Linked DNA regions of Homo sapiens: regions 2 and 3 are each linked to region 1. Evidence: chromatin loops called from intact Hi-C (ENCODE). Cell type or tissue: PC-3. All regions are shown on one strand. Each heading gives the region's core, and the rest is flanking DNA. Links, peaks and the distances in the headings are about the cores only. Region 1 holds the start of LOC105376978 (a long non-coding RNA gene). Region 2 holds the start of SATB1 (SATB homeobox 1). Region 3 has its middle 260 kb from the start of KCNH8.

Region 1 (10,458 bases), core at 1,148-9,147:
GTATGTAGTAAGTACTCAAAAGATATTAGTTACCATTTTTATTGACAAGGACAACTCAATGCAATTAACTTCCCTATGCTGTCCATTATATTAGCCACCAGATGTGGTTATTTATATTTAAATTAATTAACATTAAACTGTAAAAAATCAATTACTTAGTTGCACCAGTTACATTTCAGGGGCTCAATAGCCACATGTGGCTAATGGCTACTGCTGGATTGTGCAGCTATGGAATATTTCCATCATTGTAGAGAGTTCTGTTGGACCATACTGACAATAACATTGCCATCAAACCCTAACAATAATGAAAGAAAAACAGCAAATGCACCACATACTTAAAAACATTCAGTTGTCTGTTCTACTAGGGCTTTAAACTCAAAGAAATCCAAGATACCTAGTTTAAGTGTGTGTCAACCTTTTGAAACAATTATAGCCTTATTTTTTTCCAGTTGTTTTGTTGTTTCTCCCTGCCCCCTTCCCTATTTTAAATATCTTTCTGATGGAGTTACATTCCATATGTAACATTGTTACAGGTGCAAAATTGTTTCTTTTAATTCTGAATGCGGTTGCACATGTGCAGCAACAGCACTGAAGGCCAACACACTATTACTGTGCATCCAGGCCTCTCTCTCACAGTCTGTGGGTCAACAACATTCTTCTTTGCTTGCTAATGCTTTATTGTCTCTTAGTATACATTGGAATAATAATGGTAATTTATGCAGATATTTTGTATGCATAGCAAATAATGAGAAACACCTGCAGAAATTTCCCTCCTTCTCTGAGTTCAGCAACTAATTATATTTTTAAATAATGGCTACCATTGAACACAATTATCCAAATCACTTTAAGTAATGGAATCTTTTTAAGGTGTTTTTGAAAATTTTAGCACAGTTTTTAAACACTCATTTTTATCTAGATGATGGGAGAAAAAAAAGGCTAGTGGGCGGCTTACTCACCCAAAAAGCAGTTTCTGCCAAGAGTAGATCAGTCCGGAATATTCCTCTGGGCCCAGTCTTTGCTCCAGAGGTTATGACCAGCTGATGAAAACCAGGTTTTCCAAAGAGCTTACCTTCTTGATTTTGGTGCCTCGCTCTTCTTCCCTTTCTTCCTTTCTTAATGTAATATAAAAATAATTAGATTGCCTCTAAAAATTCTCTGTTTTAAAAGCACAAATTGCCACATGATTTTCCCTTCTGTCAATTTAATAGTTTGAGTGGGAAAAGCACTGGCTGGCAAGTCAGAAGACCTAGATGTTTTGTCTTCCTAGGTCTCAATTTCCTGTTCCATACATTTGGAAAGCTGAGACAGATAAATTCCTAACACCTTTCTAATGCTAAAATCTGCAACCCCATGACAGCCACAGATCTTTGTATCATAGCACACCAGGAATCAGGTTTAGCAAAGAGAATCTGAAAAATAAAAGTGGTTAACCAAGAGCAAGGCCAATAAAAAATACATATTTTCCTCTCCATATTGAAACTTCAGGTTGTGTTCTTAATTAGAGCAAAGTTCCAGTAACTTGATGTATATATGTGTAATGTGTGTGTGCATATTTACATATGTGTGTACATATCTGGGGATTGGAAGTTAAACCCTCAATACACACACACACACATACACACATACACACATATATATAAATACACATATGTAAATAGAGAGAACAATTTGGAGAATTTACATCTTCCTTTTAGGCACTGTGCCATTGCCAGCATGATGATCAATTTCCCTTCCTAACATTCCTAACCCCCCTTCTATGTGCCTACCAGGAGTTATTGCTCCGTGGAAGGAAAAACCAGCTCGTGCATAAATCATATATTTTTCTGTCAGATTTGGGTTCATTTGGTCAACTGGCATTTATGGAGTGCTCCTTAAAAAATGAATAAGTAGTAAGAATTCCTGACCTCATGGAGTTTACAATCTGGAGATGGAGGTAAGTGTAGTATCAATAAAATTCAAAATAAAACAGATGAAAATAAAATAATGAATAGGAGCTTAGATGAAACAACTGTTCATTTTTACATGGGAAATCAAGAAGAATCTCTTGAAAGAGGTAAATTTGACCAGGACTCTAAAGAACAACAAATAGTGAGCTTGTGCATTCCAGATTTTGGTCTATAGACTAGCACTACTGTATATTGAAGTTTAGCTGATCTAATTGATAAAAGCATAAAGAAGAAAAAGAAGAAAAATGAGATAAATGTGATGATTTTTAAAAACTAAATATAGCTAATGGAAAAGGATGTCTTTTTTTTTTCTTTCTGAGATTATGTTCTACCTGTTCTTTTTTTGCTAAAGTCTCTTTATTAAACAATGGTCAGAATATAAGGTAATCCTCAGGATTTCTTTCACCTTTTTTTGGCAAAATATTAATAAAAAGCTGGCAAATAAGTGTCAGTCTCAAAGCCTGAATATTTGGTTGACATTTTACTGGATCATTAAATTCTGGTTTCCTCTGTGTTACAGTTCCCCTATTTCCTTCTTTGTTTTGCTAACTTCCAAGTGCCTCTGTGATTTCCTAAGAGAATGAAGGAGGAAGGTAAGGAGCCAATTGGCTTTTTAGGTTTTATTTTTCCTGTGCAAGTGAATTACATTGATAATCTCATCAAGAAAGAGAGAAACAGACAAACAGAGAGGGAGAGAGACAGAAGCAGAGACAAAAAGTGAGCAAATGCAAGGAGCAATTAACAGTTTGATGGTACAGATCATATAAAAAAACGAGTTGATGGACATTTTTAATACCCACAAGAGGGTAATCAATCACTACACATTTGTGGAGGAACATCTCCTGGTCATTGTTTCATTTAATCATGTCTTTTTTTTTTTTTTTTTGAGATAGAGCTGAAGTGCAGTGGTATGATCTTGGCTCACTGCAACCTCCGCCTCCCAGGTTCAAGCGATTCTCATGCCTCAGCACGTGCGCATCACCACGCCTGGCTAATTTTTGTATCCTTTCTTTCGGTAGAGACGGGGTGTCACCATGTTGTCCAAGCTGGTCTCGAACTCCAGACCTCAGGTGATCCGCCTGCCTAGGCCTCTCAAAGTGCTGGGATTACAGGCGTGAGCCACTACCCCCAGCCTAGTCTTATACATTTTTAATGAACAAAAGAAAGGGAAAAAGTCCAAGGGAAATAATTATAGTGGATTCCGCATTAAATCCACAGGAAGCTTCAGAGCAGACCTGGGTTGAATCTGACAAAAGGAAATGCATGTGCAAAGGTGCCTCCCAAGCCCAGTCGTGGTAGAAAGTGGCATCAGAGAACCAAAATGGGAAATAACTTTGCTTTTTAAGCTCACTATTTTAAGGGGGGAAAAATCATTCTTAATTTTGGAATCTGCTGAAACTTAAGTTGATGCTAGTCCTATTTCCTTAATACATAACCTTCCTCTCTTATGAGAGCTTTTGATGTGACTCATCTTGCAGGTGAATAGTGAAAAATTAACTGCCTGTGTTTTTATTAACAATAGAAAGGTGTGCACTTCTAAACAAAATGGAGGCTCATGAGCAAAACATGCGGAGCTGCCCTGGCAATGAAGTGAAGAGACTTGTAACTTGGTGCCTGAGCCTGTGCTAAATGAGGGAGGGAACGGAAGGAGTTCATTTGGAATCAGAAGACTAAGTGATATGTTGTCGGTAATTATATTATCGCCATACTCTTGCTTCTTGACGACTAGCTCTCTATCACCCTCCTTCGACACACAGAAATCATGTCCGTTTCCATCCCGAACCTCATTTTCCATGTTAAACTTCCAAATAAATAAACTCTGTGGTGAATGAGAAATATTGTGGCTTGAAAATGGCTTGACAAGTACGAATGCTTTCATTCTTTCAAAAGGATCCTTAAAGTAAAATTGAAAGTTGGCATTTTTATTACTCAGAATTTTGAAGTGTACTGAAACACATCGCATCCGACTTGCGTGGATGGTTGCAATCTTTTGTAGATACAGTCATATGACCTTGGTGCAGATTCTTGTCTCTGTTACTAACGACACTTTACTTTTACATTAAACACAGTCTTAAGAAAAAAAAAATCTACTTAAGGGACATGTCTGTTGCTGTTCTGAACATAGCTTAACACAGACAGAAAGTATTTGTGGGCTGTTTACAGTTGCGGTGTCAGAAGAATGCTCTTTATTTACAGTAATTCGGAGAGTGTAAGATGGTGGCCCCTGGGGAAATCTGACTCAAAATAAATTTCTAAAAGCATATATCAAAGATGCTTGGAAAGATCATCTTAGAGGAGCTGGTTAATTGTAAGATTTTTACCCCCTCTCAGATGATCTTTGAGGATAAAATCTGAAAGGACAAGCATAATCTAGATTTAATTGTACACTTAGGATGTTCCTTTAGGAAATCATTTATATTTTTAATAGTGAAGTTATACATTTATTTCTAAAGCTACAGAGACAGCCTAAACTGCCTTTTTTCCAACATACACTTCAACATATTCAAAAATGTCCCAAAATGTGGACTCTATCCCCTATAGGAGAGTATTTTTCTGATACCACCAGGAAATAAGCATCAGGATGCTTTGCTATTCTTTCACCCCAAACACCAAAACTTACACCTTACTGAAAATAAATCAGAAAGACTTGAGAGTTCTGGGAATGCCTCTAAATACAAGGTGCAAGTAGATTACTACAGTATGCTTGTCAAAATCTGTTTTATAGTCACGAGATTTTTACTTTCCTCCTTTCCTAAATCGCACTATTGAAGCATAGCCACAAGAGGGAACCATTGTTTAAATGTTGGAAGGACTGGGTTGGTTTGAGGCATTCATCCAGCTCAAATCTCTCTTTAATATAAGAACCTGGTCAAAAGGGTTGAACAAAAAAAGTGAAAAAACACATGCAATCATCGATTCGGTTCTTTTAGATAGCTAAACTATTTCTGCTTTTAAACATACAAATAATCAAAGATGTTCCTAGGGCTGTAACCTGGCAACAGAAACCAAAGACCAGAGTCAAACACCTAATAGAAATTCATGTAATAAAGAAAGCACTGGTGAGTTTTTATTTTTCCATTGGTTCTAGCTTGCCTAAGAATGAGGCAAACTTTTTTGATGCAAACAGAAAATATTGAAACATTAGGAAACAAAGACAAATCTAAGCCTTTAAGCTCAAAGTGTTGCCTATCAAATAGCAAATTGTAACAATGATTGGTAACCGGAGAAGGGGAACATATGTTGTAAAGACTTCTTGCTCACTGCGTTGTGAACCAGCACAATTGTGAAATTCAGACTAATGCGATAAAAGACATATAGAATGGCTTCTTTGAGGTTGCACGGCACCAGGCTGGCACAGGTCCAGTTTCTGCACCAACAGAACTGCAAAACAAACTGGAAAATATTTGATGCCAGTAGGGCTTTTATAGGAAAACAGATGACGGCTGAGATTATTAATCCTGACAGTTTCCTGATTTATTAGGACGTGTCATCCTCTCTTTTTGTATAATTTGGCAAATGATCATAGTATTAGACTTAGTGGAGGCAGAGCTAAAGGTTTCCGCCCATCCTTTAACAGTGGCAGCAGGTATAAAGCAATATGGATTGGGTTTAGGCAAGAAGTGGACGAAATGAATTTTCAGTTACATATTGTCATTTGAGGAACACTGAGTGAATTTTCAGTTACATATTGTCATTTGAGGAACACTAAGTTGGTGTTTTTTTTCTTTTTTTTTTAACGACTGTCAACCTAGATACAGCTATGTAACTAAAATGCATTAATTAACTCTGAGAAATATACCTTCTGTTTATTTAATAAATCCAAAGTAAAGGTGACTAAATTTAAAACCCAGGTCTCTAGCAATTAAGAACAAATGTTACTGTTTACCATGCAAGCAATGAGAAACAAAGAAAACAGTCAGAAAATAGTAGTAATCTTTGAAAGCCATTCCTCTAAATTGTTATATGCTACAAAATGAAACACATGGAATTTCTCACTCTGAATCATTCATGCAAAAATCACTAAAACAATCTTGAGTGACTTCATAGTAAATTCAAGAAAGAAAACACTTGATATATTTTATTAGTGATCTCCTTCACAAAGATATTTTTATATTCTATTTTTATAATCCCCTGCATTTAAAATAACTGCAACAGAAATTAAGTCTCAATCAAAGTGTATCACAACTAAAGATATTTCCAATGAAACAATATTATCTCCAATACAGTTTTATCAAACTATAAAAAACTGAACTTAAAATGCTACAATTGAACACTTTTTTTATTAAGAAAAATCATGCCTGCACCTATATTTCAAGACTGACATATTGTGCAATAAACAGCAATCAGTCTAAAGATGCTATATTAAACAAACCAAGTTTTGTTTTGCTAAACTAAGCAAAATTAGTTGAATGCCCTAAGTAATAGTTGCTGGTATTTTTTTCTAAATTATTTCTCCACTTGTTTTTGTGTCTATGCATAAATTAAAAATCTGCTGAAATTTATTATTCATCTGAGATGTAATTAATATGCAAAATTATGCAAATTAAGATGCAATTAGGCTTCAATTCTCTAGTGGAATTTTCCATTATAATTTAATACAAAGTAATAGAGTAATTGGTGTCACGTGTAATTACGGTTACTCACGTGTACTTGCAGACGTGCAAATGATGTGGTATATGTTAGTTATCCTATGCAAATGGATCATGCAATCTCTTAATACTTGGGAATGAAGTAAACAAAGATGGTCTTCAAAAAACGGGTGAGAGGGACCCCTCTTTCTTCTTATGTGCTACCATTTTGAGGAACTATGTGAATAATTGTAACTAATTTCCTTGCAGTTATTTCTAAGAATTTTTAAAGTGGTGTTATGCAGTGCATTGTTTATTACTCTAGAGAAATTATTTCTGGTAAAAAAATGAATCTTTAAACAGAGACCTAATAGTGATTCAGATGCCACATAGGTGCACCCAGGATGACAGCAAGCAAACAAAAACTGTGTCTATCAGGGCAAAGGCTGTTTTTGTATCAGGCTGAAAAGGTCTCTTCTCTAAAAGAAATAACATAGCCAGCTTTGCCAAATAAATCATTTAACAATTTTCTGTTATTTCCTGATTATGAAGTTGACCAATTTGCTTTGCAACCTCTGCAGAAGCCAGACAGTTTGATTTTTAAAACCAAAATTTCTTCCCTCCTAATATGTAAAATTCCAGGAGAATTCAGTGTCATTTCTTTCTGAATGAATAAAGCAATAAGTAAATTGAACTATATAATTCTCTTCGTCAGTAACTCTGCCATTTGGTTCAAGGGACTCATCTGCTAACTACCGTGTTTCTCCTTGTGCCTTTCTAGAGAAATGAAAAGAACGGCTCTCCCATGCGCTTGTCCTGAGCCTGGAGCTGCTGCTTATAATTTCTCCATGAGAAATGATTGCTGCTTGTTTTAAAACACCCATGCTGTGTTGAATCTTGCACAGAAAACATTATGATCTCGACACTTTCCTTCTCATAACTGAAGCACACACTTTAAGACGAGTATTTTATATTCTCAGCTCCAATTAACCTGAAGTGTTTCTCTTCCCTATGTCTCCCCCCACCCCCACACCCTTCACCTGAGTCTATCCTTCTACCCTTTGTAACAGACAGATTTTGTTTTTTCCAGGAGGGGATGTGTGATATACTCTATTATAATTAATAAGTGTGGGCACTGGCAGACAGGAAGGGGCATGATATAAAGTAGTAGATAAGCAGCTTCACGCTTTCTCCACTATATTCCTACTTTCTATCCCTTTTCCTCCACCCACTGTGGATGGTTATTTGAAATAACAGGCATGGATAAGAGAAAAGAAAAGCTACCATTTGTCTCTCAGGCTATACCCTTTTGTAGCCCCACCCATTCATCCATATGTGGCTTTCCCATTCATTCCAGTAATAATACCAATTACTATGCAGGCAGGGCCATTCTTATTCACATTTGCAGCTCACTGTGGACATTTATGCTACACTCTGAGCAACATTCATAACTTCAACAACATCGATTATACAGCTGTTGTACAATCATTGTAAATGAAATATACAATGCCTTATTCAGCTCTCTGAATCATTTGTGATCCTTGGATGTGGGGCAGGAGGGAGGTAGCTTGCTCCCTCTGCCTTACTTTTCTCTGGCACTGACCTCATTTTCTAAGTCCAGATACTTTCAGGAGCTTAGGATAAGAAGAGACCAACAGGCCAATTTGTAAATAAGAACCAAAAAAGCTGAAGCAGTGTTTCTTTTTTTTTTTTTTTCTGACAGGAGGGACTTTGGAATCCAGTTTAATGGAAAAAGGAGGCCCCTGAGTCTTCAGCGTCACAAACAATGACTGTTCCTGGACTTGTGTGACCACACATCCCAGGTCAGACAAATGGACCTTGACGCAAGCTTTCTGAGATCACCCAACCAGAATGTCCAATGCAGGCATATGCTTCTCTCTTTGAGCTATTTTCTCTCTTTCCTCATCAACTTTTCTCCTCTGTTCTCAACAGGTTACATTTATTGGCCAAAACCAATATTACGTATCTGTATTTTCTTCTTTGATGAAATTTTTAAATTTGGTCTGCCTTTTCCAAACGGATCTAATTCATGAATCTTTTGATGTTCCTTTCTTTCCCCAATTTTGGTTCTTTCAAACCTCAGACTCAGATAGCTGAATTGACATACACAAGATGCTGTACACATGACCATCCATTCACCCATGTACACAGTCACATACAATGATTGCAAGTCAAATTATGTTTGTTTTACAGATAAAAAGGTCAATGCCTTAAAGAAGGCCATATAGATAATATATGATGGAGCTGAGACTTAAGTAAAAAGACTAGCCTTTTTCTCTATAAAAATTTATTTTTATTTATCAAACATTTTGATATTTCTTTAAAGCTTTTCAAATAAACTTTTTTACATTTTATCAACTAGGAAAATCAAAAATATCTTCTAATTAATAAAATTTTGACAGTCATTCTCAGAAAAACAGCAGTGATTATGTAGCTGTTGATGTTTGTATATGCACAAACATTTTTTGTTGTTATTCTTGGTGAGTGGCTGAACAATTGAAATCCTTTGAATGTTTAGTCAACAATCTTTAACTTAAGGACCATTTAAAGAAACAACACAAGTCTTTCTGTTTGAAAATTCTCCATTGACATCTTCTAGTAAGATCAAGAAAGTGCCAACATGAAAACTCTTGTTATGGTTTCAGTGACTTAGAAAAAATTCCAGGAGACAATGGGGAGCACTCTTTTAACTGCTACATCACCAGTGCTGCTAATAGCACCAACAATAATACTGTGTTTAAATCACAATGGAAAACTAATTCATGTCAGGCTAATAATGTGGGGAGGTTTTAAGAATACAAACCAAATTATTTCACTTAGTATTTCTTACACACACACACACACACACACACACAGACACACATATATGCCCATGAGTGACATATGATAAAAATTACTGTGAAAATAACTCTGAAAGAGCTGTTTAAATAATTATAAAACAACAATTCCGAGTGATAAGAAAGCATTGTGTCATAGGTTAATTAGCAGCCATCTTTTCGTTCTTAGGGGCACATAAAAAAACGATGCATCTTATATTCAGTGGTGTCTTAGAAACATGGAAATATATTAGAAACTCATTTCATCTCATAAACATTGTAGGAGGTTGGTGCTATTTGTTTCACTTTATATGTTAAGGACTGAGGAACAGAACTAACTCATGTGAGGTTACATATCTAGTACATCCTGGAGCAAAAATTGGAACCCAGATAATTTGACTAGAGTTCCTGCTTACACTGGACCAAATCTGGCCTATAGACAGAATCTGTTCAGTTTAGACATTGATTTTTTTTTCTCTCAAGTTATTATTACTTTGCTGTTTTTGTTATAGGCACTTAAAATTGGGAAATTTGGGGGAAGCAAGATGGCCAAATAGAACAATCCAGCAATTCTTCCCATGCAGTAATACCAAATTTAACAACTATCCCCACAAGAAAGCATCTTCATAAGATACAAAAATCAGGTAAGCGATCACGTTACCTGGTTCTAACATTATATCAAGGGAAGAGGCACTGAAGTGGGCAGGAAGGACAGTCTTGCATTGCCTACACCACTCTGTCCTCATCTTTTGACAGCTCATGAAGAGAGAATCTGTATGCTTGGGTGAGGGAGAGAGACATGATTGTGGGAACTGGTATTGAAACTCAGTCCTGCCCTGTCACAGTGGAACACAGCACAGGGCAGAATTTGTCCAGTGACCATGGAAGAAGCATTTAAACCAGTCCCAGCCAGAGGGTACTCCTCCACTCCAGTGGCAAGAACCCGAGTTCTGCCTAGCCCCACCACCAGAAACTAAAGTGCCATGGAGTCCTGAATAAATATTAAAGGCAGTCCACAAGGACTGCAGAACTTTGGCAAGTCCTTGTGCTGCACTGGGCTCAGAGCCAGTGGACTTGGGGTGAATGTGACCCAGTGAGACACCAGAT
Region 2 (10,458 bases), core at 943-8,942, 560 kb after region 1:
TCAAGTGCAGTGACAGTCTGGAAATAAGTTGAACAGTTTTCAGCCCTTCAAAGAGAAGCCCACTCAAGGTTGAACAGTTGTCTGAGAGAAAAATCATGTTATATTGAAAAAAGAATTAGAGGAAACTTGGATGGTTCTGGCTCCAGTAAATAATAGACTGGTTTGAGAACTGTACTTCCATGTATAATTTTGTGGTTAGTCACTTAATGTCTATCATGATAAATAACATACCTGCACAGGATTTCTGGCACCCCAGTAAATCTCAAACAAGTGCCCAAATGCTAGTTTATTATGGTTCCTCAAATAGCATGTATTTATTTGCCAAATCAATGATCCAGTAGCTTCCTGCCCCCACTTTTATTGCCTTTTTAGAAATTTGAAACAAGTAGCTTGCCCACATATACATTTCTCAAATTTTGGTCTACTGCTGGTTCATACAACAGGTTAGCTTTTCCAAGTGACTCCAGGAGTGAGTTAAAAACCACCTCAGAGATGTCCTGAGTATTTGATTCTCTGTCTCTAAAACATCACCTAACCTGGTAGATGCCAAACCTGGCTGTATATGAGAATCACCTTGAGAGCTTTAAAAAACTGAATGTCTTCTCCTCATCCTCAGCCATTCTGATTTAATTGCAGTGGGGTTCAGCCTGGACATCTGGATTGTGATCTCAGTACCTGGTTTTACGTCCTAAGACTGTCAAAGGGAATGCAGAAATATATACATGAGTAAACCTTCAAGATGCTTAGAGTCTTGCAGTTTGGAGAGGCAGACATATAGATAGATATGAAATGTCACATTGCATTCAGGCAGTGTGATGGAGCATGGAGAAGGAAATAACTAACAACTGGAGAAGGCTTCGGACTGACAAGGGGAAATCAAGCTGCACGTTAAAGAAGATAGCAGAAAGGAGGTCCTCAAGTGAGAAGGGACATGAAGGGCACTCCACGAGCTACAGGAAAAAAATGAGGCATCTTTGTGGACTCTAGGGCAATTTCAAGAATCCTTCCTTCTTCTTACTCGATTTTGGATCTGGGTCCAGATAAAGGTACCAATTTTGGTGGAATTATTACCACCGTGCCCTGTCAAATAAGTGATCCATACTGACATCCATGGAAGGAAAGGTAGCTAAAAGATTTTTTTCCAATGAAGTTCCCAATGAAACAGTATTGTTTCTGAGTAAAAGGCCCAGATATCCTGTCGGTTTCCAGAAGCCAGCTGCAATGGCTGCTCGTTTTCCCTCTCCAGATCTCCCAAAACAAACATAAACATTGGGTTTTTTCCCCCTCAACTATAATGACCTTTGTCTATTAAAACTGTATCATGAATTACCACTCTGTATTTACATCTATGCCAAGTAATTAGGGAAATAACTTTTGATCGCTATCATTCTAGCTAAAACTGAAACTCAACTTCTTAGGGGAAGAAAACAAAACCAAAAAATCCTTAAACCCTATATTTAGAGTTCATTATCATCACTCCTTTAACTCGCCTGCAACATTTTGAAGCTTTTTGCCATTATTCTCTGCAGTGCATCATTATTTGTTATCTGGATGCCCTCCCAGTTCGAGTAGGTATCTACATTAATGCTTCCAGAGAGGCATTTCTAAGGGTAGCTATGCTTATATAATATAGGTACAGGGGTAAGGGTGGGAATGACTGTGATTTTTAACTTCACCTATGAGATACTTAAATGTTCACGGAAAGCAGCTTTTGGAGTAAACACATTACTTAAAATGTATTACAGAACCCTTTCAAGTACAGACATGTCTAGAAAGTTCTTAAATTTGTATTTAGCAGTATACAGGTATCATTTCCTGCAACTTTACAGATCTACAGGCTAATTCTAAAATGGAAAATTATCTTGACTCAGATGTCATTGGAATGTCTGAAAGCCATTTAGCACCTCTAAGACTCCTCCTGGCCAGGTCTTGGATTCCCTTAGTTGTCTTTTAAAGGAGTTCTCTAGGGTAAGCACTGTCCAATGGAACTTTCTGCAGTGAGGAAGTGTTCTGTAATCTACACTGTCCGCTATTAGAGTATTAGTCACATGGGGCTATTGAGCACCTGAAATGTGAATGAGGAATTAAATCATAAATTTCATTTAAATTAATTCAAATTTAAATGATATAGCCACCTTCTTCAATGTTCCCTCTTCCTACAATCACTTTAAAAAACTGTCAATGCAATTTGTAGTGGAAATTGGTTGCAAGTGACACTGTGAGCTTTTGTTCCCATTTATTCATTTATAATATAAATATTACAAGGACACTGTATAAATTCCTAGTAATATGGCAGTGAGCAAGACACCCAGTCTCTGCTCTCATAGGGCTTACAGTCTAGTAAGGGAGACATGTATTAAGCCAGTAATTACCCAAATTGTTAATTAATTAAGACTGTGATGACTGTTTCAAAGGAGAAATACAAGATTCTGTGAGGGTATATAATGGGGGCCAGAACTTCTTGCATAATTAGTCAGAGAGTTTAATCAGAGTTCTAATTATTAACTAGACAAGAAAAGCATGAGGCAGCTTCCTTTCCCCAAGTTCAAGGCTGGGTCAGGTTGGCTGCAGGAGGCACAGCTCTCAGAGTAGGGCAGCTAGCATGTGCCATGCCATGACCTCCAAAGAAGTGGGATCTGTTTAAGACGTAGGATCTTAATCTGATTAAGCTCTGTGCATACAAATACTGCAAACTTCTGAACTTGAACAAGTAGATTGTTTCCCAAACTGTATGCAGTTGTAATGATGTCGGTCACAGATAATATGTGAGAAGAAGCGTGCAATGTTTACAGGATATTGCATTTCTTCTCCAATATATATTTTGACAAAGTTGTTTGGGCTGCAGCCCCAGCTTCTTCCTCCCTGCTCTTTCAAATTGGTATTTGGTCCATTCAGGAAACGATGCAGAAATCGGTCCTGACATCCCAGACAGACAAAATGAGACACATGACAGCAAAACATATGGCTCAGACACACATCCTTATATGGCCAACAGAGAACCATATTCCCAGAAATTCATATATGGAAAACACCACCTGCAGCTAAAGCCAAAAAACAAAGAGTTGACACGACAAAAAGAGCAATATGCTACATAAATTGTGCTGCTTTAAGAGTGTAGAGATAGCCAACTGTATTTGAATTTAAAAAGATGAAAAAAGAAAAAAAAACATGTCCTTAGAAAGTGTTATGGTGGTAAGCATTGCTTTGCTAACACAGTCACTGGCGGAGTTGCTATATCTTAAAAGCACTCGAATTCTAAATGCTTTCTCTGTTTATTACAAATGTATGTGCTATTCAGAACTCTGAATGTGTTTTAATGCGTTCGGATATCTGCCTGCATATTTATCTTAATACATTGCCATCTGAAACATGCAGTAGTCCTTTCATTAAGTTTTTAAAAATTTTGTGTGTAGCCAGGATAATGCCTTCTCATGTGATAGAAAATTGATGCACTCTGTTTTAAATGTGCATCCACATGTTAAATAGTTCATGTATTTGAATTGCAATATTTTATGTTCCTGAGGTTTTCTATTTTGATGGCCAGACTTATAAAGTTTAACTTTCTTCAATACTTGCATGCATCATTATTGCTTAATATAAGATCCCTGTATTGAAGTTTTTTCCTCCTGCCGTGATAGTTTATGTTCACATATGCCTAGGAAGGTGGTATTTTCTTAATTATTGCTATTATTTGAATACTTGTCCTCTCCAAAACTCATGTTGAAATTTAATCCCCAATGTGGCAATACTGAGAGGTGGGGCCTTTAAGAGGTGTTTGGATCATGTGGGCTTTGCTCTTGTGAATGGATTAATCCATTCGTGGATTAATGGGTTAATGGATTAATGGGTTATCATGGGAGTGGGACTGTTGGCTTTGTAAGAAAAGGAAGAGAGCCCTGAGCTAGCATACTCAAGCCCCTTGCCATGTAATATCCAGTGCCACCACAGGACTCTGCAGAGAACTCCCACTAGGAAGAAGGCCCTCACCAGATGAGGCCCCTCCACCTGGAATTTCTCAGCCTCCACAGTGTAAGAAATAAATTCCTTTTCTTTATAAATTACCCAATTTCAGGTATTCTGTTATAAGGAACAGAAAACAGACTAAGACAAATTTCTTTCTTTTTTTGTTATTTATTTTTATCTGGCTTTACACTGGCCAATACTCAGTGGCTTATAATGAAATATTCTAAAGGGTAGTTAATATATAGTAATTAATTTCATCAGTGATGTATACCACTAGTACATTAACCTCTATGTGCCATTTTACTTATGTCATTTCTTATAGTTCTGGAATAAAAAATGTGCTTGAGGGAAAGTTTATTGTGCTATATTGTTATTCATTATAATATAGTCATTCTTAGATGCCTTTATGCTCATTTATTCTGTTTATCATTTTCCAAGGCCATGTCAGTCCTTATTACATACTTTCATGTTTTGTGTTTTTGAATAGATTTGTGACTCAGATAAAAGGTGCTATTCAAATTTAAGGATTGCTGTATTAATTCCCATATTATATTAGCATTCACCAGGTCATTAGGAGGGTAAAACATTCAGATGGCATTTTGTCTTATTTATTTCTGTAAAATGATGTAATAAGCATGTTTACAATATTTTATTTCAGTCTATCTTAATATTGATATTTCCCGTGATCTTTGTTTAGTGGTGTTTTCTCTTAGTTTAAATTTTATTTTGCCCAACAGCTTTCTTTTCTTTTATAAAAAACATTCAGCTTGAGGTGACATTGCCTGGCTAAATTACATTTGTGTGTGTGTGGACCACTATAATTTTTCTTTATTTTTAAATGTTGCTATTGTTTGTAAATTTGTACAACAAGGCACTAGAGTGCACAGTCCCTACTGAAAACAAGGCAGGTTTCAGGGAAACATGTCAGGCATTACTAGTTTGAAGCAACTATTAAAGTATCCATATTGGAAATTTCAAATTTAACCTACCATATTTCTATTTCTTATACTTTAGCTAACATATCTTCCTTCAGATTTCCCCACATTTTAACTTTTAAAAATTTACTATCATTTGGGCTTTTTACTAAAAATTTGCCTTAAATTTCTTTTCCTATTTTTGATGCTGTGTTTTCTGTTTATCACATGTTCATTCTTTTGCTCAAGGCTTGGGTTTGTGTGCCAAGATTCACGGTTGCCTTCCCAGATTTGGCTAACCTTTCTGGTTTGTGGGTGAAACGTGGGTGCTATTAGAGTGATATATTTTCATTTTGTTTCTCCTAAACTTACTCTCCCCTAGGAGGCCATCATTTCCTACACTTTTCTGCTTTACCTTTTGGCTTTTCTTTAGATTTGTAATGTAAACAGTGTGCCTAAGAGTGTATTGGTGGCTTTACAGAGCTTAATTTGCAAATTTCCCTTTTATCTCAGTACTTGTGCTAACTTGTTGCTTTTTTATGTGTAACAAAATGTTTATCTGACTGATTTTTCTCTTTTCCCTACCAGCAAATTCTGAAAAATAATTCTTGTTTTTTGTTAATGATTAACTGCCTTCAGGGTGCTAAAATGGTAGAACTAAAACCTAAGCGATAAATGAGGCATTTCTATTTTGGGTTACATTGTAATATTCTTTATTTTTACATGAACTATATTTAATAGATTGTCTAAATAATAGGATCATACTTATGTGGTAATGACCATTTATCTAACTGGGTAACCTACCCTAGATTACAGCAGAAGTGTTTATTGCTACAACAGATGTATTTACCAACCCAAACTTTCCTCTTTTGCCTAGCGTAAATTATTTGAAGAATGATGGCATCTTTTCCTTTATAATAACAAGTCAGGTCTCTTTCAAGTGACCCAAATTTTGTTTAACTCGGCCACGTATTTCTTCTTCCAAAGTATTCTATGGCTCAGAAGTGAGGGCGATTTGAACCAACGTCTGACTAGTACAGAACGCTCTTACTCAGTTCTTTCTAATGTTGGCTCCTCATAGTTTAAGGACCACCCTCCTTAGAGGATAAACATTCCGAGCGTTTCGAGGCTCCTGGCCTTTATTGCTGTACACGTTTCTGCACCCTCCGCGCTTCCCCGGAGAGAACTGCCTTCCGTCTGTACCCCTCCAGCCACTTCCTGATGGCTCCCTACCTCATTCCTCAGCGCCTGTCACCTGCGTACCCGCGCCCTTCTCCCACGGGGCCGGTGCGTCTCCCTGTCCCCCCACCTCGCCTGTCCCTCTGCGACGCTCCAGGCGTACTCCTTTTTGTGGCTTTTGTGGCGTGTGGGTGGTTGGTTAGTTTTCTCCCCTGGCCCTCGCCCCCTCCTCCCCGTCATTTTCCTTCCCCCCGCCCCCCGTGCCCGTCCTGCCCGTCCTGCCCCTCCTCCCTCCCACTCACACACCTGCCCCTGCCGCCCGCGCGCCGCGCGCTCCCCTCCCCGCTCCGGCGGACGCTGCCAGGGAAGCCCCCTCTCCTCCTCCCCTCTGCGCCCTCCCTGGCGCGTCTGGCGGCGGCCGGCGCTAGCCCTCGCACAGCGCCCTGTTATTCTGGGTATTGTGTGTAATAAATGTCGGGCCGCCTCACTCTAATCAAGCTCATTACAAATTCTTGCGCGCCCGGGGCCGGAAATCGTGCGCTCCCCCCATTCCCTCACTCATTCACTAGTTACTTGTCTTTCGGCTTTTTAACTCGCCGCCCCCGCCCCCTCCCCCAATCCCGGCCCTCCAGCCCGGGTTTTAATCCCCATCCCTTTTCCGCCCGCTCCGTGCACCCTGCCCCCCCACGCCGCCTTCCTCCTCGGCTCCGCACCCCCTTCCTCCTCTCCTCCCCCCTCCTCCTCCTCCGCCGCCGCCGCCGCCGCCGCCACTTTCTCGCTCGCTCCCGTTCCCCGGACGCGGCGGATGAGCCGGCCCCGCTGGGGAAGGCTCCGGGCGGCGGCGGGCGGCCGGGAGGAGGCTGCGTGCTCGGGGCTGGGGCTGCGAGCGGGGTGATTTTGTATTAAAATGAGGAGGAGGAAGAAGAGGCACCCACAGCGGCAGCGGCGGCGGCGGCGGCAGCAGCAGCAGGAGCAGCGGCGGAGAGGGCTGCAGCCCGGGCGGACGCGCGGAGCCGAGCGGGGCACGGCGGCGGCAGCGACAGCGGCCGGGATGAGTCAACTAATAATTTAATGGGGGCAGAGACGGCAGCGAGGGGTAGAGCTAGCGAGGGAGAGAGCGAGAGAAGCAGCCCCGTCCGGGGACTCGCGCTCACACTCACGCACACACACAAACACACACACACCTCTCCCTGTGCCACCCAGCAACACCCGGCCTCGTCACAACAACAACAGCCGCGGCCGCCCTCTATCCTGCCCGGGGGCCCAGCCGAAAGCCAGGGCGACTCTAGAGGACGCTGCCCGCCCCCCTCTTTCATTTCGGGAAACTCCTGATCAGTTTTGTCGGGGTTTCTGGGTTTCTTTTCCCCCAAAGTCCTAGTGCCATTGTGGTGCTCGTTGTTTACCTCGGACTCTGGACGAGTGAGAGCTTGGCGACTTTTTGGGGGGAGGGGGCGGGGAGTTTGTCGCTGCCTAGGCGGTGGAGGTGGCTGGGGGTGCCTTCTGATCTTCCTCCTCCTCCCCCTCCCCCCGAACCTCTTCTCTCCTCACTTGCTGGGACCCCAGACGCTCACAGCCCCGCGTCAATGGGCAGGGAGAGGGTCCTTGCGGCTGTTGTCAGCGAGGGCAGAATCAAAAGTGGCATTTTAGTGCCTTTCCGGGGCTTTTCTCGCGACCCCCTGCCCCCCACCCTCGCTGTCCCCCGCTAGATGCCCTCGTTGGGGGTGCGAGGCTGTGGGGAAAAGTTTAAGGTTTGTTAATATTAGTCGCGATTGTTGGCGAGGGGGGTGGGGGTGATTGGAAGGGAGGCGAGGTGGCCTTCCCAATGCGCGTTATTCGGGGTTATTGAAGAATAATATTGCAAGTGACAGCCAGAAGTAGACTTTCTGTCCTCACACCGAAGAACCCGAGTGAGCAGGAGGGAGGGAGAGACGCGAAGAGACCTTTTTTCCTTTTTGGAGACCTTGTCCGCAGTGATTTTTTTTTTTTTAAGAGAATCCTCAGTCACCACGTCGTTTCCCCAGCACCATCACAGTGTACAGCTCATAACGGGTTTTGCTTTGTTTTTACGATTTCCCCCCAACGAATCACTTGTCAGATCAATTTTATCTTCTTCCTCCTCCCTGCTTCCCACTCTCCCCTCCTCCCCATCGCAAACCCTGTTCTCTGAGGTTAGACATTTTACAAACCCCTATATGTTGGTTTTCGAATTGTGATTTTTTTTTTAAACCCCTTTCTCATGGCTACTCTTCTAGACGTTTATTTCTGCCCTTCCCCCGCTTAGGGGGGCGGGGGTAGGGGAAAGGAAAATAATACAATTTCAGGGGAAGTCGCCTTCAGGTCTGCTGCTTTTTTATTTTTTTTTTTTTAATTAAAAAAAAAAAGGACATAGAAAACATCAGTCTTGAACTTCTCTTCAAGAACCCGGGCTGCAAAGGAAATCTCCTTTGTTTTTGTTATTTATGTGCTGTCAAGTTTTGAAGTGGTGAGTTTCAGGTCGGTTTTGCTAATTTCACTCAGTAAAACTGCAGTGTTTCTGTTTCTAGATAGTACTTTGCTTCTTTGTCTCTTTAAAAGGTCACAGTGAAAGCTTGGCCTGGATCGTGCCGGCCATATGGAATGGATAAGGGCACAATCTTAAAATGTGATTATGGGGTTGTGTGGGGGCGAAGGAGGCGATCCAGCTAGAAACTCATTGAAAAGGATCTCGCTTTGCAAAAAATCGGTTCCTAAAAAACTAGAATTTCGAGATTTTCTTTCCTTTTAAAGGAAATAATTGTTGTTACTGAGTTCACTGTTTTATTCAGTAATTATCATATATGGTCTTAGTTTATGGGCAGATAAATGGGATTTTCAGAAAGTAGCTTGCTTTCTGTGTGGCAACCAGACATTGCACTAAAATGGGTTGTAACGTGTAACTCAAAAGAAACTCTTCAGCCTGGCATCTGTTGAGACCATAGTTAGTTCCTGCTGCTGTCATCCAAGCAGGCCTGTTGGAGGTTGCTCTTTTCAATCCCAAACTGAGGTTTGGTGAACTTTAGCCCGGGCATAGAGTTAAAATGAGTAAATTGGGTGTTTTATGCGCATTTAATTTTGGTTTGTAATGTAAAGCTTTTTACACCACGACTTAGTGTTTAATAGATGCTTATAGGTGGGTATTCAAAGGACAGTTTTTCATGACCTATATGATACTTTAGATTGTCAATACATTAAATTATAATGTATCACTTTCATTTGCTGTACAGTTTCTAGTGTTGTTAAGCCTCATGATTACTTAATATGTTTTATAGCATTAACTTTGATGCTGTTGTCTACACCCCCTCCCTTTTTTTCCTCTTAAATTGCCCCAAGGGCTAAAGATTTTTCTTTTCAAATCATATGTTTTAAAATTCATCTTCTGCTCTAGGATGAGGCAACCAATTTCAGAAAAAGCTCTGTGTTATCCACATGAAACGTTATAAAGAGTGTTTTGAATAAGTTAATAATCATCTCTTTCTAATTTTGGCTTTAGACTGCAGTTTAATATAATGGAAAAGAGTAATCTTGCTAAAAAGTGGTTTAAAAAGGCACATTTATTGTTAATGAACCTCATAACCAAAAACAGATGGGACCTCTATCAACGGTAAACCTTTAGTTCTCAGTGTGCCACTCTGGAGTACAAAGATAAATAGCCATTAATTTTTCTCAAACTTTATAGTTCTTCAATTGGCATTCTTAAGGTTGCTTTTAAACTTCCAGATTAACATTGCTGCCCCCCTTTTCTTGATTATATGGTAAGAAGTAGGCTATGGTTAAACAGAAGAAAAAATATTTACAGAAAAGCCATGCTAATACAAACTGGCTTTCAACAAATCCAGATTTAAATAGCTCCAGTGTAAGAATTTACAACAAAAACAAGCTATATCAAATTACTAGACAGCTAGGAAAAATGGTAATTATTCTCTCTGGTTTTCCTAAATATGATCCCCTTAGTTTCATAAGCTCAATACTTCAAATACCATCAAAGTTCATAAAATAATTCTACTTACCTGTTCTTATCAATTCTAATTAAAACTATACTTTAAAAATGACTTTGATATTGTCTAATCACTTTACTATAAATGATGGGAAAATTGATGTCTAATATATAACTGAAAATAATTATCTGTTAATTTTTTTGAAGTTAATTACAATGTTAATGCCATTGCATGCTGAGGTTATTTCTGAATACTGGATATTTTGTTTTACCAGTATCATCAAGGTTTTTTGTTTGTGTTTTTTTTTTTTTTAATTGAGCTTGGCACTTCAACCTAATGTGCATATCACGAAGTGTATTCAATTTTTTAAAAATATTTATTGTTAACAGCCCTCTATTACTAATGGACACCTAAATACTGACTCTAAAACACATGAGTTTTAATGCATC
Region 3 (10,458 bases), core at 995-8,994, 100 kb after region 1:
TAATCTGAAATTATGCTTTATGCCCAGGACTCTTAATTAAAATAATAAAATCTCAATATTTCATGTATTCTGTATGTTACTAGGATCCCTGAAAGACCTGGAAAGTTTTAGTATTGATCAAATATGAGCGTGCTTGGTTTTGTCTGTTTCTGAAATTTAGATCTCTTTATTTTTTAGTGCATTTTTATTCACTCACCAGTATGAAAATATCGTGTGCTTTTCTTTGAAGCTATAAAAAAATTAATATGGAATCCCCCCAACCTCACTATGCTAATATTCTAGGAAGTATGGTCCTCAGAGACCATCTGAGGCTGGCTGCTACTGCTGCTGATACTGGTAAATTGAAAAGCAAAACACCAATGACATAGTGAAAAAGCATGGGCAAGTTTACATCAGACTTCACTCTTCCTGCTGTAATGCACTTCTTTCAACACATAATAGTGACTGATCTGGGTGATCTTTTTCACTTAGGGAAAAAAAAATTTCTAAGCTCATTTTATCAGCTCCAGAGTTTCATGTATATAAAACAGAGAATTATATATGTGACAGGGCTCAATACTGGGACTAAGACATTTCCAAGCCTGAAATGAAAAACATACAGTTTTCAGGCAATTTTAGCTTTTTGTAAATTGTCCTCTCAAGCTGATGAACCCCAACCCACAGCTTCCTAGCTTTCTGCCGTCAATTGTAGTGAAATCATTGTCAATTAATCAACTGGAAGAGCAAACACCTGCCCAATTTATTATTATTTTTTTACAGGTAATTAGGGGGTCCAATAAAGCAGCAGGAGCAGATACATTTTCGGGTAAAAGCATATGTCAAAACCTGCATGCTTCTAAGCAATCCCACACCAGAGAGAGAGAGGGAGAGGGAGAGGGAGAGAGAGAGAGAGAGAGGGGGAGAGAGAGAGAGAGACAAAAGAATATATCTCTTTTGACAACAAAAAGCCACAGATATTCTGAAATGTGGAACAAAGAGGCTTGTCAAACAATGATCTTTATTGCCCAGGATCCCAGCACCTGCAAGCATATGTAAAATGTTCAAAGGAACATATGTGAGAGATATATGTAGGTCACTGTGTTTGTGTAGGTGGCACAGGTACTGTTGGCCTGAGGATAGACAATGAGCCCATATCTACCAGTTTTATGTATATTTAGTCAGCAGACAACAGAGATGGACCCTAAACTTTGCCTCTTCTCCACCAAAAGAGAGAGAGAGAGAGAGAGCGAGGGAGAGAGAAGCAGCCGGGTGGCAGAAGCCCATGTACACTTGCACAAAACAGGTGGTGTTCTAGTTAGGATGCCATATTTGCTATTTAGGGTTCCTGTGATCTCTGGAAGGATGGGTAAGCTATAGGGTGCGTAGGAAGAAGCTACACAAAGCATCCATAGCACTCCAAGCCTACAGGCTCCGTGTGACCTGGCACTCCACATACGAAGATGGGTTATCTCAGCAAGCCTGCTACAGCGTCTCTGTGAAATTTGGGTTACCACATTTAGCTGTGGGATTGCAGCACATAATACCACAGATAGGAGATAATGCCTCAGGCGTGTGGCTGGTGCAAAGTAAGCATCACAAGACTAATTATGGTAGATTTAGGGGTTGGGGGAGATGGAGGTGAGGCAGGACGTGAAATGGGTAATGAGATGTGGCTTGTGGCTTGCTAGTGTCTGTCATGGCATACCCTCTCCCACAGCCTGGTACCCCCACCTACACTATCAAACCAAAACAAAGCTATAAAATGTCATTCTGTGCTGCCATCTTCTTTCTGAGGCAGACAACAATAAATCAGAATTTATCTTCCTCAATAGGAGTCCAACAGCACATTAAAAATGCAGAATTTATTTTTTATTTGACTTTTAACTGTCCTTGTTGAGGCTGAAATGGCAAGTTAAAATCTTCTTTTTGATGTCACTGCATGAATTTTTTCTTTAATGATTCAGTGTTCATTGCTTTGAGTGGCCAGAAGCTCTCAAGATATTTATGAAGCAAGTTGTCACCTCTTGGCACCTCACCAAAACTTTGTTTTTTTGTTTTTTTTTTTTAACATTTTTGTTAGTGAGCTTTATTTCTCACTATATTTTTGTTCAATAATCTCTCCAACCCTGGTACCAGTCCTGGATAAATCTGGTTGAATTCAGAATAACACTGAACTGCAGTGATACTTCTTGCTAGCTCAACTGTCTCAGGGTTTGAACCTGTTAACATTTCCCATCTCCCAGTGTTTCCTTCCGATTTACAAAAACCATTTGAATACTATATCAACTCAGAAGGGTAATTTCACTCACCTTTCAATTTCTCATGAAAAAAATTGCTTATCATAATCTTTGCCCAACACATATAATAGGGTTTTTATGAAGCTCAAATGTAAAAAGGTATTTTTCACATGTAATTGGAGTATTTTCAGTGTGTTGGATTGCCATATCTCCTCTTTCTCTCGGGTAAAACTCTACTTGATCTCGGAAAAATGCACAACAATGAGATTTGGAGCATGTAAGAGACATAATAAGTTGTCCAGGAAGTCTTAAAATATATTCTGAAAACTACTATGTATGGTAGTCATTAGTACTGTTCTCAAATTATTTTGGGATCTCTGCCTTTTGGGCATATGTTGGGATTACATTTCCTGTCCTCTTGTGTGTGGATGAAACCATATGACTAGTTCTGCACAATTAATTGTGATCGGAAGTGCTGTGAGTCACCTCGGATTCAGAGCACCTAGAGGTTGGTGTTTGGGTGGAATATTCTTGAGCTTTCTGTTTTCCCTCTAGCACAGCAACTGGCCTGCTTCATATGATGGCTCTTCCTTCAGTTTTGGTCCGTGAACACAGCACTCCTGCTGATCCCTAAGGACATGCTGAACATGGATCATGATGTAAGAAACAGACAAATCTTTATTGAAATAAATTATTGACATCTGGGAGGCTCTTCATTACGTCAGTATAATATAGTCTACCTTGACTGTCGAACTAGTCCATTGGGAGTGAAATACATGTGGTTAACTAAAAGGGATGCAAGGCCAAGCAAGTTTGGGAGACGTTAACTTGAAGAAAACTAAATAGGTTACTTGGGTTCATTTGAATCCAATAATGGCTTGCGACTCTTCACAAGTCTATTGTAAATAAACCAAAATGTCCCTGATACAGTTCTTTTGGTTTAAAGATTATTCCAAAGGACTAATATATGCTAAGGAAAGCATGCCAACTCGCCACCACTTCACTAGCCTTTGTCTTCATGTGAAGACATTGGGACAGTTCCCCCTCCCCAGTAACACTAGCTCATGGCATGGTGCTGGTTTCAATGCTGTTCCAGGTTCTCTGCGATCCATTTGTCTGAGGAAGTCTACAAATTCATCTGTTCTTGAATGTTAGCTAGTTTTAAAGGAAAATGCTATTATATCTTGTATTATATCTTCTAGACAGAGTGGTGCTATTCTCTAAAAGGTGATGTATTTTTAAAAAAGGTAGACTGATATTTTTCTGGCTAATTTCTTTTATTTTTCTAATTAAAAAATACACTTCATTTATGAGAAAAAGTATATTACCATACATGCTACAAATAGAAGCCAAAACACCAAAGAAAGTAACTGCTAAAAGCTGGCTAATTGGAATGTAATATATTAGTTTCAAAAAGAACCCTCCACAACACACACACACACACACACGCACACACACACACACACACAGAGTCACATACATGCGCAGAATTCTGGCCTCACAGTTCTTTCTAAGGTTGTATCTGTGCTTCTTTATCTGGCAGTGTTTTTGCTGCACTTGAGAAACTGGAAAAATCTGTTCTAATGAAAACTAAAGGTGGTCACTCACATACAAAGTCAGTAACTTTGTTTTTGTTCATGATTTTTTAAATGTAGGCTGGTTGTATAGATGCCAACCTGACAGAGCATTCTGCCTGTCAATGGTGTGTTGTATTTGGAGAGGGTAATCAGAACTGAATTCTCAAAATGTTACACCTGATGCAAATCCAGGCTATTCTATTTCAAAGCTCTAGTTTATTATTAAAGTCACCTTGCATTTCTGGGGCTAATTTGGTCTGAAATGTCACCAGTTAGTGAAGAACCAGAATGTTTCCAAGCCTTAGGCTGCAGGTGGCTGAGATAAAAGTAAATCCTATACTATTAGAAGAAAGGAAGGAGGAGAATGGAAAAAGTGAAAAAATAAAATAAAATAAAAAGGAAGGAAGGAAAAAAGGAAGGGATAGAGAGAAAAAAAAGAGGAAAGAAAAAAATCTGCTCGTGTACTCATTTACTTTCTGAATTGACACATGAGCAGCACAGATCTTATCAGATAATACACACATTTAGAAATTCAGTCTGCACGTGTCTATGTTCCTACAGCCCATTCTGCCTAGCTAAAACAACATCTTTTTTTCCCCAAAAAATCTGTTTCCTTCTTACATAGTCCAAATGTTAGAATGTGGTTTGAATTCTTTTTTGAACATTAATTTAAACAGTATGGGAATAGATCAGCCCTTATAAGTCTAAATAAAACTTCCTTCGACATATATAATATGGTGTGCTTATTTGGAGGCTAATGAATTTGGAAAGAAAAAGTGGGAAAGAGTTAAATACAGAAAAGAGAAAGCTTCATAGAAGATTTTTTCTTATAAAAATTTAAAAATTTAATTGCTGCTTTTTTCCTATCCCAATCTATTTAGTAGAAATTTACAACAAAGCTTTAAACTGGTTTTCATGCCACCATTCCAAATGTTTGGATATTTTGACCTGAACAGAAAAATGCAAATAACACAGTGCCACTTAGTGGAAAGGGGGAAAAAATCACTGTGAATGAGGAAAAGAATCAACAGGCATCCAAATCGCCGTCGGGAATTACAGATACAAGTCATGTTTGACGTTCAGATGCTATGCCTTTTGATGGCTTTCAATCACATTAAACTCCTACTGCCACAACAATAAGTAAATTGTGTCACAGGTTATCACAACAAACATTTCCAAAACGAGCATGGAGGAATCCATTCAACACTGATTGTATAGAAACATTATAAACTCTATTTTCTCAAGGAGAGAAATTTTACTGACTTCTTAAGGTGAGACAGTCTCATAAACTGATGAAACCATATAATTTTTTGTAGCTTTATGAACTATAATCAGATACTTCTTCTGAATTCAACAGAGCAATTTTCTTCTCTGTGTTAAGGTGGAAGTCGTATTTGTAGGAAAGCTGGTAGATTACTCACTTCTGTAGATTTTGGGGACCTGAGAAAGTCAGTGGTGGGGCAGGACATTGTCTCTAGAGTTTCTGTTGAGTCAGGGGCCAGGGCCACCAATGTACTTTGAAGGCTGAATATTTTGTTTCCAGTAACAATTAAGGTCACTCTAAAGTGAAGATTTTTTTTAACTACTGTTGTGTTGTCCTTGGAATAAATTTTAGCATAGGTTTATGCATCTCTTTGTGAACCTATCATATGTTGTAATCAGCTACCAAGCAGCATTTCATTATTCTAATATTTTTCAAAATTCATAGCATGCATCACCAAAACGCTGACTCTATTTGTGTCTGTATAACTTGACACACCCTGTAAAGAGCATCGAGGCTCTCTTTCCCTCTCCCACTCCCTCCTGTTCTCTGTTGAAGTTAGAGCTTATTTATCCAGCTCTGAAGTGCTCTGAGATTCTGCTTCCTCCCACCACCTCTCATATTCCCAACACTTACATAAAAATGCTACCTATGGATGTTAGATTTTATTTTGATAACCCACCTGCCAGCACACACACTTTAACTCTCACCTAGGTAACTCAGAGCAGGATATATTCAAAATTCTACATTGTCCATTGGGCTAACTTGTGATCTTTTTGGGATGGGTAGTGCCAAATACTAATGGTTTTACAAAAAGTATTTGAGGCATCCCAGACAGTACTTCGGGAGTCAGCAAGGAATTAAATATGAACAGCATTCACAGCTCTTAATCAGAAGCTCTTTCTATAAGAAAAAAAGAGAAATTTAAAAAAATGTTCCTACATTACCTACAGTGTTGTTAATGTAACTTTCTATTTACATAATATGCAAAAAGGGCTGTCTGCAAACTGCAGTAATCTATATGGAATGAGGACAAAAGATACTGATTTCTCTAAAATGTTCTTGTTAAGGAATAATCAAGAAGTTAGAACCTCTAATCTTGCAGTCAAAGCAGAAGTTGGGGGGATTTTATTTTCTTTTTTTCATTTTTGCTCATGTATATATATTCACATGCACAGACGAGTACAGACAGATTTACAGATATCAAATATATCATCTTTAACATTCAGGAACTAAATTAAACTTCAAAGAAAAAGTTAAAGTTCCTGGTAAAGGAAACATTTATTCACTTTTGATTTAGCCTTAAGCATTTCCAACGAGTTTGCGCTGAGATTTCTGAGGAAAAGTTAAGTGTGTGTGTGTACTAATGTGTAAGATGGAGAGAGATGGAGGGGGCAGATGGGAAAGGGAGGAGTAAGGGAGGATAGACTAGACTAGACTAGACTAGACTAGACTAGACTAGATTAAACTAGAATGGAATGGAATGGACTGAAGAGAGGAGGGTAAGTGAAGAGAGGAGGAGAGGGAGAAGGATAAAAGGAAGAAAGTAAGGAGGAAAAGGTTATCGGATACTCTTTCTACTCTGGATGTCTGAGCTTTCTTTTTTTAAATCGACATGAGCTATATTTTACCATGAGTTAAAACACGGCCTGAGGAAGCTTCTGGAGAAGGAAATTCCAAGCAGGACGAGCTAAGAAAATGTCCAACTGCTTGTTGGTTCTGTCTTCTATCTCCACATGATGATAAGCAAGACTCTGGTTGACATCAATTGTCAAGAGATAACACATAGAGAAAACCGTCTCTAAGGCAACACGACACCAAACTAGCAAGGGATGACTAGATGAAAAATCAACATCTGGAATTGCACTTGCAAACAAACAAGCAGCTAGTACACAACCCCATTGGGATTGCTTTGTAAACTGCTGCATTGTACACCAGTATGAGCTTCCCAGATTGAGCATAGCAGGACTCAAATGAGCTCAGAGTCCTGACAGTCCATTGGATGTCTTATTACTTCCATGTCCTTAGAGTCCAAAAACTTCAATAAGTCAAACTGCACATAAAGGGCATGGGAGGTGCTAAAATTCGTTACAAAATAATTTTCACCTTACAGAGTCTTCATAGGGGTCAAATGAGATCATCTCTGTATAAAATCTTAACCAACTGTGACTAGTAACCCCATGGGGCCATTTTGAGATTTCCTTTTCTGAGGCCGATAATTTTTTTTTTCTGGGAGGATTTCTTTATTTCGCACTTACACCCAACACTCTCAGATGTCTTGGGGCCCCATGAGGGCTAAGGAGGAGGTGCAGAGTCAGCTCTTGGGGAGGCCCCACTCTCAGGGAAGGGAATACACTGGCGGCCGCATCCATCCCCCGATGGAGGGACCCGTGTTGCTCCAACAGAAAGTGCCAGAGATGCAGAAGTGGCCTCTAAGGCCCTGTGGGAGGGGGCCATGTGGTGACCCAGGGACCCCAGGCCCAGCCCAGCTGAGCTGGCAGGAGCTGCCGTTGGGTGAGCAGGTGGGGGTCTTCTCAGGCCCAGTGCCCACTGGCCCTTCTGAGCCACCTGGGCTGGGCCAGAGGTCCTCTGAGGCCAGTGAGAGGACGACCCCCACTGCATTTGCACTTTGTGGCAGACTGGGGCTGAGTATCTCTGAAAATTGTTCACTTCAGAACTATTGGTGCCATATTTGGTGGTTTAGGGTGATGAGTCTTTTTGCAAAATTTTTATAAAGATTCTGGAGAAAATCCAAGTCTCCCTTCAGGATAAAATGGAGCTTTATTTGAGGAACCTGTGTGGGGGTGGAGTGCCCTTCTCAAGTTTCTCAATAGAACATCATACCTACCATCAACTAGTTAGGTTTCTAAAGCATAATGCTCCCCTCAGTCAATAATCTAGAAGGTCAGCATTGAAAGGCCTTAAAATGAGCTCTTTCTCTGTGCAGGTGCTGTTTTTATACTTTGCATGTATTTTATTTAATCTTATTGAATATACTGTAGAGAGGTTATGTACTACTATCACTCCCATTTCACAGATGAGGAAATTGAGTCTTAATTTGATACACTTATTTGTTCAAGATTACACAATTATTGATCCTGGAAGCCATAACTGCCAGAAGGTCAGATTCTAAAGCCCATGTTTTTATCCACTTGTCAAAATAGTTTATCTTTACCTTTTCCCCTCTAGATTCTATCAAAAGCTTTGCCAGAAAAAATAATGCCATTGGAAATTAGAATGTAAGAGAGAAATAATATGTTGCAGGAATAATGCAAATTAAAGAATATTTGTATAGTATGATATTTATAAAAATAAAGCTCAATGTTTATATATGTGTAAGGGGTTGAGAAAAACATTGAAGACAATCTGAAGGAATGGATACATAACAAATTTAAATGGTGGTATGGGGACATATCAGTAGGAATGCAATTTAATTTTATTTTTATTTTTTTACATAAACATGTACCATTTGCTGTAAAAATAGTATAAATAAAAGTGTGTGTTACACAACACTTTTGAAATTTTTCTAAATTCTATATGCAGATGAACTTAAACCAAGGGAAAATTATTTGAAATCAGAGTATGTGCTCTTTGTTCCTTCATACTAATTTAATGCTAAATCCTCAGCTTCTACCACAGTAATCACAAGAAAGAGTTGTCTGCTTTCCCTATAGAGCGATTGTCAGGACATTATTTATCATGTACCTCTCTGACTTGTGTTACATTCCATACATTTATTAGAACTTAGCCAGGAAAACCTATATTTCCCCTGAAGAATTAATATGCCTTCTTTTTTCAGTTAATATAGAGGATAGACCAACCATCATATTTTCTTTATGCACAGATGCTAGACAGCTTAGCTAAATTTGCTCCTTCATTAGAACTGTATTGATCTTTATGCTCAGTTTAATCATTTCTTTCATTTCCCCACAGAACTAGTTTCCTCTTTTGCTTTCGTACTCTTTGTGGATATATACTTGAACCCTGAACAGCACAGGGGTTAGGGGCACCCACTCCTCCCACAGCTGAAAATCTATGTATAACTTTTAATTCCCCCCAAACTTAACTAGTAATAGCCTACTGTTGATGAGAAGCTTTATCAATAACATAAACTGTTGATTAATACATATTTTGTATGTTACACGTATTATGTATTGTACTCTTACAATAAAGTAAGGAAGAGAAAAAAATGTTATTAAGAAAATCAAAAGGAAAAGAAAATACATTTACAGTACTGTACTGTATTTATCAATACTGTAAATTTATATCATCTGTTTGAAATGACAAGCAACCTCAACTGCAGACCTCAGTCTATGGTGCATATCAAGCAACTCAACTTTTTCTTATAATGTCATGACTTTTCTCTGCTTCTTGGGAGAACTTCAAGCATCATTAGTTGCACTTCATGTGGGTCCCATAGTGTTATTAAAGGGTTAAAGTATTGCACTAAACATGATGAAAAATACAGGAGAACGGGGGAGATCACTTATTGCTACACACAACTTACTGGAGAGAGGAACTGCTCACATTGAGATAACTAGCATCGGTGGTTGGATACTTGCAACACTGAATTCACCACAATAGCAACAGGAGATGGCTACAAAATGTTTATAGTAGTACACTATGTACTACAGTTAATTTTATGCAGTTGTGACTTAATACTCATCTTTGCTGTTGTTTACACTTCTCTTGATTTCTAATGACACCATGTAAGATCTGTTTGTATGTTTATGTTTTGATACATTTTAACTTTTTATAATGGATTTGTATATATTTTATGAAGGTAAATGATAAAATAGACTAGTATCTACATATATTTTATACATTCATGACTTACCTAACTTTTTCTTAATTTTTTTGATATTTCTAGGCTATAAGGTTTTCCTGAAAATTGTCACAAGTCTCCAAAAAATTTTCCAATATATTTATTTTTAAAAGTCTGCATAAAAGTGAATCCATGCAGTCTAACCTCAGGTTATTTAAGAGTCAATTGCGTATTCTTTGTCCTAAGTTTCTTCAAATCACATTTCAAAAGAGGCACTGTATAAAGTACTTAGTAGTAAACTACAATAGTCATACAGCTTGGAGGTGGAACAGTGAAACTGTCTAAAAAGAAAGAAATGACTTTTAATATAAGTTTTATTTATAGAAAAAAGTAATGTAACAAAACATGTTATATTACCTTTGGGTAAAAGCAAATAGAAAAATACAAAGAACTGGAAAAATTATGTTTATCTATGACAAACTTGGTAGGGTAATAGATGGAGAATCACAGGAGCTCTGTATTTGTACAAATAGCAGTCAGCTGCTTCAATGGATGGTTCAGTTACTTAATTACATTTCTGAAATTCAACAGCTGTAAAAATGATGACCCCACAATGGCCTAGCCATGAGTCAGGATTAA

The links. Hi-C counts contacts between places; a loop is a spot of excess contacts. Peaks named below come from ENCODE experiments on the same cell type or tissue, not always from the same donor. Only the 100,000 strongest peaks of a DNase experiment are listed, where the experiment ranks them.
Region 2: a loop joins it to region 1, with 9 times the contacts of the local background. A loop is called at or near these places in 6 of 110 quality-filtered maps.
Region 3: a loop joins it to region 1, with 10 times the contacts of the local background. A loop is called at or near these places in 7 of 110 quality-filtered maps.

Annotation. Positions count from the first base shown.
Region 1 is chr3:18,983,087-18,993,544 of GRCh38, reverse strand. All of the region lies in intron 1 of LOC107986066 (a long non-coding RNA gene), which reads right to left. It overlaps LOC105376978 (a long non-coding RNA gene), which reads left to right and starts at 3,553. Exons shown (of 4, transcript XR_001740610.2): 1 at 3,553-3,634; 2 at 8,238-8,337; 3 at 9,864-9,995; 4 at 10,108-10,200. In PC-3, for the core only: CTCF peaks have their summits at 4,532 and 4,734 (motif pointing right); DNase peaks (open chromatin) are centred at 4,734 and 5,354; H3K4me3 peaks cover 982 bases; H3K27ac peaks cover 336 bases.
Region 2 is chr3:18,421,707-18,432,164 of GRCh38, reverse strand. SATB1 (SATB homeobox 1) reads left to right here and starts at 6,826. Exons shown (of 11, transcript NM_002971.6): 1 at 6,826-8,538. In PC-3, for the core only: no CTCF peak of the experiment used is centred there; a DNase peak (open chromatin) is centred at 8,624; H3K4me3 peaks cover 3,373 bases.
Region 3 is chr3:18,882,886-18,893,343 of GRCh38, reverse strand. No RefSeq gene overlaps it. Among named protein-coding and RNA genes, the nearest start is that of KCNH8, 260 kb to the left of the region's middle. In PC-3, for the core only: a CTCF peak has its summit at 4,784; no DNase peak of the experiment used is centred there; H3K27me3 peaks cover 852 bases.